Linked DNA regions of Mus musculus: all the other regions are linked to region 2. The links are chromatin contacts, found by Hi-C or POLR2A ChIA-PET in ENCODE. All regions are on one chromosome and are shown on one strand. Each heading gives the region's core, a stretch centred on a gene start or an enhancer-like site at or near the end of the contact. The rest is flanking DNA. Distances are from core to core; before and after follow the strand shown. Region 1 overlaps Rnf130 (ring finger protein 130). Region 2 holds the start of Tbc1d9b (TBC1 domain family, member 9B). Region 3 holds the start of Mrnip (MRN complex interacting protein).

Region 1 (4,112 bases), core at 1,077-3,576, 46 kb after region 2:
TGTTTGGTTTGGTTTGCGTCTTTCTTGGCTGTACTAGGGATTACATCCACAACTGGGACATGCTAGGTAGGCAACTGCTCTACCTCCGCGCTACAGCCTAGCCTGGGAGGGTTACTGAATACAGACTCTTAGGTTATAATATGCCTCAATGTTGTCATGTTTTCTCATACAAACAATTCTTTCATATGCAAACAATTCTGGAGAGGAATTCTGGTCAGAGTTGACCAAGACCTTCCATTATCAGCATTTGGTCCTTAGCCTGGTCAGGCAGTTTTCCAGGAGCAAGCAGATACTCACTCTGGAAGGGAAACATTAACACCATTCCTTTCAAACAAAGAAAGCCGACATACTTGCAGGGGAGAACCCGAACAACATCATTCTGCTTATAGCTTTCTATGCAGACTGCACAGTGATCGAAGTCTGGGTCTGTTTCCTGAAACAAAAGTACAAGAGCTGAGGAACATGGACACACAAGAGCTACAGACAGCCCAGCTAAGAACACTCTACCATGAGCAGGTGGCTATAAAGGGAAAGGAACTAAAAATACAAGTTTTCATTTGCTTAAGGATGTTGATCCAAATTACATATGAGCCAATCATATAATTCATACTGACTCTATGATGTGTCTTACATTAAGCCGGAGCTCTAATTTTTCCATAGTTCATAATGGATCATCTTGGATTATCATGTGTGTACCCCATTTCTTCTATAACTACCTACTCTCACTAGGTTCCACTGTTACAATCTAAAAAAAAAAAAAAATCTAGGTCCTCATCAAGATGCTCATGTAGCCGATCAATTCCAAAAGCTGTTACAAATGATGTGGAGTGTTGAGTAGACTCCTATGTTACAGTCCTGACTCAGGTATAAGAATTACACTCTGGCCACAGACTTGGGGCAGTTAGTAGTTTAACTCAATCATGGGTATTTATCAAGAATCAGGAAAAGCCAGCCAGTTGTTTGGTCACCAGGTTAATTAACTTCCTTCATTCTCTGGCCTGAGCAGAGTTCCACTAGAGTTGTCTTAAGACAAAGTATGCCAATAACCTAAGCCATGGCCATATGGTCAACCATTGGCAAATGGAGGGGCACAAAAATGTATTAGTTTTAATAATCACAGGAAAGATTATTTGATAGGAAGAAAATGATACAGTAGGCTGTACCAAATCCAGGAAATATCGAATTAATAGCAGCTGGCCAAGCCATGAAAGCGTTTTTACCAGGGACTGGTCTAGGTTAAATGCAGCTGTCTTGATGCAGCCTCTATTTTCTGCAAGTGTCTTTTCCCTCCCAGTGTGCAATGACACCCAGTGAGAATGTTTCTGCCTCTGGAGCTGTTTGAAGACAACAGGCTCCAGTATTCAAAGGCATGGGAATAAAAATAGTAAAAAAAGAGAATGTGTCAAAACAAAGAAAATAGAGAATCACACAAAATCCTCCTACCAGAGCTCTCTGCTAAAATATCAGCACAGGGCGTGGGATGGCAGAGTCTGGGTTTTTGCCTTTAGAGCTTTCTTTCTTTCTTTTTTTAATTCATGGCAAGTTTGAATATACTGAATGTAGAAACTAACACTAAGATGCGATTTGGGATTTGAGCTCTGACAGAAATGTTGATGAAAGGCTTCAGCGATTATTTGTTATCATCTCTTTGACTTGGTCCCCTTAAGCTTTAGGTTCAACACAGACAAAATGTTCTTTCTAATCCTTGTTAACTGAGACACCCTAGAAATGAAGGTTTTAAAGTCTTCATTTAGCTGGGAAGAAACAAACCCCAAATCAGATGTGGCCGTCTTAAGAAGCAGGAGAGAATGTACCTCTGTTGGCTACTTATGTGCAATTTGTCTCATTAGGAGTCTTGGAAGACGTGCGCTAGGCTTTACCAGCAGAAAACATCAGAGGACCTCCTCAAGCGCAGGCAGCCGAGAGACTGCCCGAAGGCTTTCCAGACGGGCAAAGCGGGAGTGAGACTTCCAAGAGGAAAGTAATTTCATTACTGTACCTTATCGCCCTTTTTCACCGTTCTAGTTGTCAATTTACTGATGGCTTTCTTGGCTGCGTCTCCAAGACGACGCTAAGAAAATGAAAAATAAAAAGACATTAAATGGAAGATCTCTGAATAGCCCTCATTTTAGTATGTGATGCTGAAGTAGTACACGATCTTTAATTTAAATAATTAAAGGTATGGCATCTATTATTCTAGACCACTTCTGCCATGTTATGTAAGTGCCTTCTGAAAAAGCTGTAAAAATTCAGAAAACTGGCAGCTATACCATCGATTTTGCATTCTAGTTGAATAAAAAGTGCATTTGGTGAGAGGAATCTGAGCATAGCTCCTTCTGTCTGTCTACTGTGTGAGGCCATGTTACTAGGGTCCCTTAGGGCTCTCATTCTCGCCCTGAGGCTTTCCCAGAGTACTCGAACAGCAAAAGAAACCTCCAAATCCCCACTAAGTCATCACTACTGCACTGGAGACAGACACGGCATCAAGTCTACTTCTGGCTCAGTTCACAATATACTCTGTGATCTTAGCAAAGGGTGAATGCTAGGTTTAACTCAAGATACTTTCTAAAATTGTACTTATCCAACATTGACAGACACAAAGAGCAACAACAACCCAAGGACAACATGACAGTCAATCTGCAGCCTTAAGAAGCCACCCGAACTTAGGAAATGACCAAAGACTACGCCTCATGTGGTGGTGGGAGACGGGTCAGGAACAGGAAAGCATGCCCCGAAGGCTTTGAGGAAGGGATGCCAGAGCTAAGGCTTGGAAAACGAGGACAGGGGAAGTTAGTAAGGACCAAGGGACAGGAGAATCAGAATGTTTTGGGAGTCTGAGTTCACACAGGATGAGATACAAACTGGAACTGTCTCAGACAGCCACTCTAAATACAACTGTATTTTAAACTGAGCAGAGGCACATTAAAAAAACAAAAACAAAAACAAAAAAACAAAACCAAAACCCCTGAAGGAATGGGGAGGGGAAAGAAAACCAAGGGAGACCTCACACTGTTTTGTAAGGATTGACAAAGAAAACAAAAACAGGAGAGCATGAGAGTAAAATACAAAATAAAATAATCTAATGAACATTTTCATATCTATCAGAGTGGTTTAACTATCAATATTTCACTTGTAAGTTCATATAACAATCCCCCTGTATTTTAAGAATTTCAAAGTGTCTTATATCAACTTGTCATTTCATCATCTGGGTTTCATTATGCATCTCTGACAGGGGCTTTTGTTTGATGGTACTGTCCTACTTTATAATTAACAACCCTTCATCAATACTGTCTCCTACTGAAACTATATGCTTCAAATGTCTACAGAATATCTTCTCTTTAAAATGCTTTTAAGATTTACTTTATTTTTTTATTTATATATGTGTCTGTGTGTCTGTGTGAATGTATGCTGGGTGTCTATGCTTTCTGAGACCAGAACCAAGTTCAACAGAGTTGCAGGAGGTTGTGAGGAGCAGCAAGTACTCTTAATTGTCAAACCATTTTCTTAAGTCCCCAGAATGTCTTTTGATAGTTGGCTTATATGATCAGGATATAGTCTAAATAGTATTTAGCTGCTATGTTTTTCAAGTTTCTTTTGACCCAAGTCTCATCTATCATACTTGAAAAATAAAAGCAGTCCTTTTAGAGTTATAATGGGCTTAAACTGTATACATAAAAGGGTCACATCTGATATTCATTTAAAAACACATTGAAAACCCATGGACACGGGCTGGCGAGATACCTCAGTGGTTAAGAGTGCTGACTGCTCTTCCGAAGGTCCCGAGTTCAAATCCCAGCAACCACATGGTGACTCACAACCATTCCTAATGAAATCTGATACCCTCTTCTGGAGTGTCTGAAGACAGCTACAGTGTACTTACATATAATAAGTAAATAAATCTTTAAAACAAAACAAAACAAAAAAAACCATGGACAAAACTTAGTATATTTTCATGCACTGCTTTAATTTTCAGGACTGCCCTTCATTTTCTCTTTTGATTTCCCAAGACCACGGGTTAATTTTCACATATTTGACGGTTCCTGAGATTCCAGTTATCGATTCATTTAATTTCAAGCACTCAGTGAACACATTCTGTGTAAATTGACTCTTTG
Region 2 (4,087 bases), core at 1,027-3,526:
GGTGCGTTCAAGCCTTACTATGGTTCGGAGTCAACTTCTCAACGTTCACGGTGAGGTTTTCCTTTGGGTCTTGGGGACATTCTTTTAGTCTCTCTCTGCATAAACTACTGGCAGAGCCATATTGCAGGACCTGAAACCTTAACTTGATGACCCTCCTCCTCACACCCACTCTTTAATGAGAAGTTCAGACTAGCAAACATTATTATTATTATTAATTATTATTATTTTTTTTTTTTTTGGTTTTTCGAGACAGGGTTTCTCTGTATAGCCCTGGCTGTCCTGGAACTCACTTTGTAGACCAGGCTGGCCTCGAACTCAGAAATCCGCCTGCCTCTGCCTCCCGAGTGCTGGGATTAAAGGCGTGTGCCACCATGCCCGGCCTTTTTGTTTTTTTTCAAGACAGAGGATTTCTCTGTGTAGCCCTGGCTGTCCTGGACTCACTCTATAGACCAGACTGGCCTCAAACTCAAGAGATCCACTTGCCTCTGCCTCCCAAGCACCACCACGGCTGACTTAATTCATTTTTTTTTTTTTTCGAGACAGGGTTTCTCTGTATAGCCCTGGCTGTCCTGGAACTCACTCTGTAGACCAGGCTGGCCTCGAACTCAAGAAATCTGCCTGCCTCTGCCTCCCAAGTGCTGAGAGTAAAGGCATGAGCTACCACTGCCCAGATCATTATGTGTTTACATGTATATCTGTGCACATGTTTGTGTCTGGTGGCCATGGATGCCTGAAGAGGGTATTGGGTTCTCTATAACCAAAGTTACAGATGGTTGTGAGCCACCATATGGGTGCTGGGATTTGAACCTTGGTTTTGCAGCCCTTGAGCCCACTTCTCCAGGCCAGGCTGGTCAGTTTTGAAAAGAGGCTCGAAGGAACCTGCGTTCCTGATGAATCTCTTAGGTATACAGTGCTCAGGAGGCTGTGATGGCCCAATGGCCATGGCAGGCTGCACAAACCTGGCTCAATGTGATTTGGAATTCACAGAATGGCTGGCACCGTAGTCTGGACGCTCAGCCTTGAGAGGCGGGAGGCGGTTGGACACAGATGAATGCTAGAACAAAAGGGACTTGTCCCACGGTGCCCTGTGTTCCTCAGTGGCCTTATGGTAGCTTCCAAGGTTGATCACTGGGCTGTTCAAGAGGGCTGCTACCTAACTCTCAATAAACATTGGGTCCTGGAGCCAGGCCTAGCATCAACTCCAGTCATCTCTTGGCCCTCCGGGAAGGAGCCTGATTGTGGAAGGGAACATTGAGTTTTCTTGGAAAAGGTACAGTCCCTTCCACATTAAGAAGTGTAGCTCATGAGATGCTGGCAGCTGATGTCACCTAGGTGAGGCCACCAACTGCATCTGCAGGACTGTCAGCTGCCACCCTGCAAAACCAGGGCATTCACAGAAAATTCACTTTCCATATTGAAAGATCTGGCACCCAGAAGGGTCCACGTACAGGGGTCTGCTGCAGGGCCGGATCTGGAGTACTTGACAAGCCCTGGGACACACGGGGCTTCCAACAAGTCCTGCTGAATAGATTCCCACAATGCCACATGTCACACAAAGTCAGAGGCTCCCACTCCAGCTGCTTCTGTGTGAGTGGTAGTGCTCAGATACCCGAGAGGCACCCGGGGTAGCTCTGAGGGACACTTCATATATACCGATAAATATGCAAAAACAAGCTTTGAATTGGGAGCTCTGACGGCATCAAGTGAGGAGAGACCGGAGGAAGGGGAGGTCAGGGCATCTTTGGTCTTCGCCAAGAGGCAACTCTTCAGTGAACTAGGAGTAAAGAGGGCAAAAGGAAACGTGTGCTTATGCCACTTGGTCCCTCAGAGGCAGCTGGAGAAACTGAGGCAGAGGGCGAGCTGGGGAACCCTGCTGGCTTCTGGTTGCTATGTGACTTTACAGGACTGTGCACACGTCCCGGCGGAGGCCACTGGTGTCCTTCCCCTGCTGCCTGTCCCGGGATCGTCCTCCCCACCCGCCTTCCGACCCCCCTGTGCCGCTGCGCGTGCCCGCGGGTCGCGTCCTGCTGCCCCGCCAGGCCCGGTGCGCACAGGCCCGGCCGCCCGCGCCCCGCTCACCCGTGAGGCCTCCGCCCTTGCCGTGGCCTCGGCGCCGCTGCAGCACGAAGAAGGGGTTGGCCCGCTCCGTCACCCATAGCGCGTTAGCCACCAGCACCTCCTCGGGCCCGAGCCACATCCCGCGGCCGCTCGCACCGGGCCAGAGCCCGTGAGGCGGAAGCGCGCGCCGCCGTCGCCGCGCCCGAGCCGAGCCGAGAGGAGCCGAGAGGCTGGGGCGGGGTCGAGACGTCGGCCCGAAGGTTGGCTCCCCCTAGCGGCCGCGCTGGCTCACAGCGTCGCCCTCCTCGACCTCTCCTGGCCTGGCAGTCCCCTCCAGCCCTGCTGCCGCTGTCCAGTTTGGAGGGGATCGCATGCTCTCTGCCTACTGTGCAGCCCAGGCGAGTTAATGTGGCAAAAAGCGTCTGGAGAAGGGTACAGCAGCGCCTGGTCAGCCTCGGGATTTTGACTCAAGTCTAAGGTTGGGATCCTCAAGAGCCCAGTTGTCAGGAAGCGCAGCTGGTGCCCTTTGAAATAAGTGCGCTCACCCCATCTGACAGATGGATTGGGGTGGCCTTGAGGCTGAGGTCACAGATGAGCACTTAATTTTTTTCATAAGCGTACAGCAGTATGATCTAGGGGCGCAGTGCCCTGCTCTTACCTCTCCTGGCCTGAAGGCGGCAGTCTCTGACAGTACAAATTCACCTTCAGATCCCAGCCCAGGGCTTCTGCCACTGAACCATGAAGCAAAACTAGCTACTGCGGGCTCTGTGAACTAGAGCCCGGTTAAACAATTAGGAACAAGATAGTTTCTGACTCAAAGGTGCAAATGACTCCGCCTGGACAAAAGGGGCGGACCATATTTATTTTGGTAAAGGCTAGGGAGACAGCTGTATGAGCTGTCCCCATGTCACCTGGACATGGCAGGAGGGTAAAAGGAAGGAGAGATAAATTCATTCTGGGAGGTTTGAGCAGATGTAATGGGTGACAGCCAGAGTGAGCCACAACCTTCTGAAACGCGGCTTGTGACTCAGCTTTCAAGACATGGCTTTCCTTACAACTTTGAAGTACAATATACTCCGGTTATCCTGACAGAGTACACAGCAACCAGTCAGTCTGGCTGTCCATCATCTTACTCCATGAGGGAGTGAGTATGATATCCATGTATGAAACATAACTAAACTCATCATCTCTCAGATACTGGATTCTCAGCCCATTGTATTAATGTGTCCTGATAGTAAGTCCTCAATGAGGACTTTGGACGCGCAGACGAATGCTGCTGTGCTCTCTGGAGAAGTCTACCCTCAAGATTTCGGAAGTAAGCCAGGCATGGTGGTAGACACCTTTACCCCAGGACTTGGGAGGCAGAGGCAGGTATATCTCTGTGAAGTTGAGACCAGCATGGTTTACCTAGCAAGTTCTAGACCAAAAATAATTTAGAAGTAGTGGACTGAGGGATGGCTCAGCAAAAGATGGAGATTGGGGGGGGGGGGGTTACAGCTCCAGGGGATCTGATACTCTCTTCTGGCTGCTGAAATTAACAGCAATAGCATTCACTCATGGATGCACACACACATATACACAGAGATAGAGACAGAGATAGATAGATAGAGAGAGATGGATGGATAGATAGATAGATAGATAGATAGATAGATGGATGGATGGATGGATGGATAGATGGATGGATGGATGGATGGATGGATGGATAGATAGATGGATGGATAGATAGAAATCTACAAAAAATTTAATTTGGAAGAATGATAATAATTTTATAAAAAGCATTTGGAAGTACCTGAGAACCAGTGAGATGCCTGACTTTGATCTCAGAGCCCACATGGTAGGAGAAAAACAGCTCCTGCAAGTTCCTTTGACTTCTAAGTAAAATAAAATAATAATTAACTAAATAAATGTAATTTAAGAACTGCAAGTATTTGTTCCACCTTGGAGCGCAATAAAGGATCGTCTATCCTTATTTCAAATTTGAGTGTACTTTAGTGTACTCAAGAGTCAAGAGACTGACGTGTCCATCAGC
Region 3 (4,270 bases), core at 1,376-3,875, 43 kb before region 2:
AAAGTAAAGTGCTCCCACGTGCCTCTACTTCTGAGGTTGCTCCCTCCCATACCCCTCACCTCAGCCTCTACCACCACACTGCTGCCCACCCCTAGTTAGGTTTGGCATTCTGTCACTACAGATGGTTGCATACTGCCCAGTGTGGGCGGATGCTGAGAAACACGCTCTGGTCCTCTGCAAGAGCAGCAAGCATTCCTAAGCACCGACAAAGCTCTCCAGGCAGCCCTGCTCCCTTCTGCACTCCCCCGTGTTTTCAAGATGCTCATCTCGTTTTGAATGATGGATGTACATGTGTGTGTGCACCCATGTGAATTATTTACCCTTCCACAGAAGCACATCTGTAAGCCCCAAGGTTACAGTGTTCCTACTTCCTATTGTCTCCCTGTGCCCGGCATGCAGAAGCTACTGAAGAAACCCTTGCTGAACGAAGGAGTGAAGGACAGACCCTGTGTAGTCACTGCTCCACCCACTGACGATGCAGGAGGAAGGAACCCAGGGTGCAGCAGCTCTCAAAGGTGAACTGTGAGAGAAAAGGATCCTGGCTGTAGGAAGAGAGGTTGGGCTCTTTAGTTTTTTTCTCAGTACTTACCCGAACAAATGACTGCTTCTCTCCACAAGCCTTGCATGTCCATTTGAGACTCTTCTTCACCTACAATGAAATATTGGAAATTATAGCTCAAACAACTTCATATGACAGGTAGATGTGAATCAGAAATAACTTAGCTATACCCCCAGCCCTGAAAGTAGCATTTTAGGTGAGGAAGGACTGTACTATTTAATAGGTAGGTGCTGGGAAGATTGGCCATTTGTATGAAACAACAAACATCCAGTTGGAGTTTTGCCATCCCAGGGTCCAAAAAAGGAATGTCAATGGGTAAAAGTTTATTTGCTGAGCAAGCATGAGGGCCTGAGGTCAGATCTCCGTAGCCACGTGAGCCTGTGTTCACAGGACTGTCGGAGGTGGGAATGGGGTCAATGGGGACTGCTGGCTGCCAGCCTAGCTCCAGGTTCAGTGATAGACCCTGTTCCAGAGAAATAAGGTGGAAAGACAGCAGAACTAATGTTCCTTTCTGGCCTCCATGTGCTTATCTGCATACAAGCATGCATATAACAGACACACAGACAGACAGACAGACACACAGACACACACACTACATGCGCATGCGAGCACAGAGTGGGGCAGGAATTCCAGAGCTGGAGATATGCCTCTGTGGCAGCTAGTACATTGGAGATACAGTTCATCAGTTAAGAGAATTGGCTGCCCTTGTAAAGGACCTAAGTTCTGTTCCTAGCACCAATGTGGCAGCTCACAACTGTCTGTCCCTCTAACTCCAGGAGATCTAAGACCCTCTTCTGGCTTCTGTGGGTACCACATTTTATGGGGTGCAGACATACATGCAAGGCAAACCATACACATAAAAATAATTTTTTTATATAGATACAAAAGCTCCTTGAAGAAATGTCATGAAAGATTATGCTTAACTATACAAAGAGATCTAGGCTGATTCGTAAGTCTCCTGGGACTGACGTGGCATTAGAGATATATACTCTAGATATTCAGGAAGCTGAGGCCAGGGATTAGGAATTAGAGGTCAATCTAAAGTAAATATTGAAATTATGTCTTGGCAACACCCTCAAAACCAAACCAAATTCCACCCCCTAAAACAATAAAACCACTACCACCAAGACTAAGATTTGGGTTGGGGATCAGCTCAGAAGTTAACTAATAAGGTTGAGGCAGGAGGATCTAGAGCCTGGAGCCAACTTGACGTATGAAACAAAGCCTCTCAAACAAACACCGACCACTATCCCCTTTAACCATTTATGGGTTGTGCTGGCTCTAATGAGCATGGAGGTAACTATTACCACGAAGATAAGGCTGCAGGTAGAGGCACCAAGTGACATCCGGGCCCACCAAGGGGAATGTCAAAATGGAGTCCAAACTGCTTATACATTATTCAGTTTTGCTTGTTTTGAAACAGGGTCTCGGATAACCCTGGTTGGCCTCAAACTCGCTAAGCCCTCCTACCTTCATTCATTGCCATGCCTAATCCCATTTTTGGGCTGTGGGAATGTTAGGCGAACACCCAACCCTAGGGCTTTTAAAGCTCACCATTCACTGTAATAAAACTGAGAAGAGACACTGAGTGTAATGATGGGCTAGGTTCTGCGTAGAGGACGCTACTCCTCAACCTGGATTCCTGACCATTTTGCTAGTATCCAATGGAAGCCGCCTCAGAAGAAACAACTACTGTGGATTCTACAACGATCATGCAAAAAACCGACATACACTGGGCTGGGTGGTAGCTCAGTGGAAGAGCGCGCCCACAGCTCTGAGCAGAACCCTCAGCAGCAACAACAGATAAACACAAACAAAATGGCAGAGGCGTGTTGTGAAGTGACAGCAACGAAGCACAGCCTTCAGCCTCGTCACTGTCATTTCCCATGGCCATATGAGACGCGGCCCTCCATATCTCGCCCACCGTCCTGCTAGGAAAGAGGGTGAGGCAGACGCCCACCCCACCTGATGCGCCTGAAAGATGTGGCAGCTGCAGCACCGTAGAACCCGAGACTGCTGAGCCGGCGCCATTCAGGACTCACTCTCCCGCCGTGAGCTCGGGCTCTGCAATCCCGCCCAGGCTCCGCCCAACCTGCGCTGGTTCCGGCCCCTCTAGGCTCAGCTCCACCTCGCATGCCCTGGTGCGTCTCTCCGTTCTTCTCTGACTGAGTCGGCCCCGCCCCTGAGAGCTCTTGAGCCGCTCTAGCCCACTGTCTCGGTGGTCACTGTTCGCCTCTCCGGCCTCCCAACCCCGCCTCCATCCCCTGACAAGCATAAAAAACAAATCAAATCAAAACAAACCAAATCAAGTCAAATCAAATCAAATCAAATCAAAACAACAACAACACAACCCGAGCTGGTGTTCCTACGTGTTTGGTCCATCGCCTTTGGCTCTCTGACTCGGAGCAGGGACGGTGCTTTTCTACAGCCAGGACATCTTTGCATGGCTGACATTATAAACTATCTTGGTTTTGAATTAAAACTGTCGTGTGACTGTGATCTCAGCATTTACAAGACGGAGGCAGGAAAACGTCAAATTAAAGGTCCTTTATCGCCGGGCGGTGGTGGCGCACGTCTTTAATCCCAGCACTTGGGAGGCAGAGGCAGGCGCACTTCTGAGTTCAAGACCAGCCTGGTCTACAAAGTGAGTTCCAGGACAGCCAGGGCTACACAGAGAAACCCTGTCTCAAAAAACAAACAAACAAAAACAAAACAAAAACAAAAAAACAAAACAAAAACAAAACAAACAAAACAAAACAAAAAAGGTCCTCTTTCCCTCCAGAGTCTGAGGCTAGTTTGGGATACAACATTGTAGGAAAATGGATGGGTCTGGAAAGTATATTTTTTATACTTTTTATATTTTTTATTTTTTATATATTTTTTGAGACTGGATCTTACTATGTAGCTGTAGCTCGCTGGCTTTAACTGCTCCTGCAGAGGACCCATATTCAGCTCCTAGCACCTACATGGCAGCTCACGAGTATCTGTAACTCTGTGGGTGCTAGGCATGAACATGGTAAATATACATACATGCCGGCAAACATTCATACTTATAAAATTAGTAAATATTTCAAAAATAAACAAAGTCATTCTAGAGCTCAGTGGTTAAGTCACTAGAGTCCTGTCTCTTCCCCCTGAAACCTGAGATTAAGGCATACCCCCAGGCTGGCTTCTTTTCTTTCTTCTTTTTATTTTTCTTCCCTCTCTGTGTAGCCCTGGCTATTCTAGAATTCCTTCCCTCTGTAGACCAGGCTGGCCTCAAACCCACAGAAACCTGCCTAATTCTGGCCACCTAAGTGCTGAGATTAAAGGCATGCTCCACCACCACCTGGCTTAATTGGTATTTTGAAACCATAAACTTTACAAGATTGGTGTTGAAGGATCATACTGTGAACCCCAAGAGTGTATACTGGAAAAAAACCTGTCTTTAGTTGTGGTGTGGCTTAGCCCTAGTTCACACCTTTAATCCAAGAGTTTTGAAAGATAACTGATCACACTATAAGATTGTATACTGGAAAAATCTGTTCCTAGTTGTGGTGTGGCTTAGCTCTAGCACACACCTTTAATCCAAGAGCTGTTTCTTGTAAACAAGATTGAATAAAGTCAACCATAGGTATGGAGGCTGAACAAGCAACCAGTTGACAGGGAGTGAACACAGGAATAAAACTATAGAAAGTAAGAGGAAGTCAGGAGCATGGATAGAGAGACACA

Evidence for each region. Hi-C counts contacts between places; a loop is a spot of excess contacts on that map. ChIA-PET counts read pairs that join two places held with the same protein, here RNA polymerase II (POLR2A).
Region 1: a loop to region 2 is called in a map of T-helper 17 cell, with 1.9 times the contacts of the local background. The contact joins the enhancer-like site here to the promoter of Tbc1d9b in region 2. A Hi-C loop is called at or near these places in 2 of 37 maps with a recorded cell type or tissue (T-helper 17 cell and heart). POLR2A ChIA-PET finds 5 or more read pairs at or near these places in 1 of 5 experiments (Patski).
Region 3: a loop to region 2 is called in a map of gastrocnemius, with 5 times the contacts of the local background. The contact joins the promoter of Mrnip here to the promoter of Tbc1d9b in region 2. A Hi-C loop is called at or near these places in 1 of 37 maps with a recorded cell type or tissue (gastrocnemius). POLR2A ChIA-PET finds 5 or more read pairs at or near these places in 2 of 5 experiments (Patski and embryonic stem cell).

Annotation. Positions count from the first base shown.
Region 1 is chr11:50,083,700-50,087,811 of GRCm38, reverse strand. Rnf130 (ring finger protein 130) reads right to left here. Exons shown (of 9, transcript NM_021540.4): 4 at 2,000-2,071; 5 at 351-433. Among named protein-coding and RNA genes, the nearest start is that of Mir340, 16 kb to the right of the region's middle. Within about 2 kb of position 2,326, at least 1 of the 3 ENCODE cell types and tissues checked has a DNase peak (open chromatin) inside an H3K27ac peak, as active enhancers do.
Region 2 is chr11:50,129,549-50,133,635 of GRCm38, reverse strand. It overlaps Tbc1d9b (TBC1 domain family, member 9B), which reads right to left and starts at 2,276. Exons shown (of 22, transcript NM_001290760.1): 1 at 2,080-2,276. The coding sequence starts at 2,197.
Region 3 is chr11:50,173,206-50,177,475 of GRCm38, reverse strand. Mrnip (MRN complex interacting protein) reads right to left here and starts at 2,625. Exons shown (of 7, transcript NM_026543.3): 1 at 2,525-2,625; 2 at 590-649. The coding sequence starts at 2,590.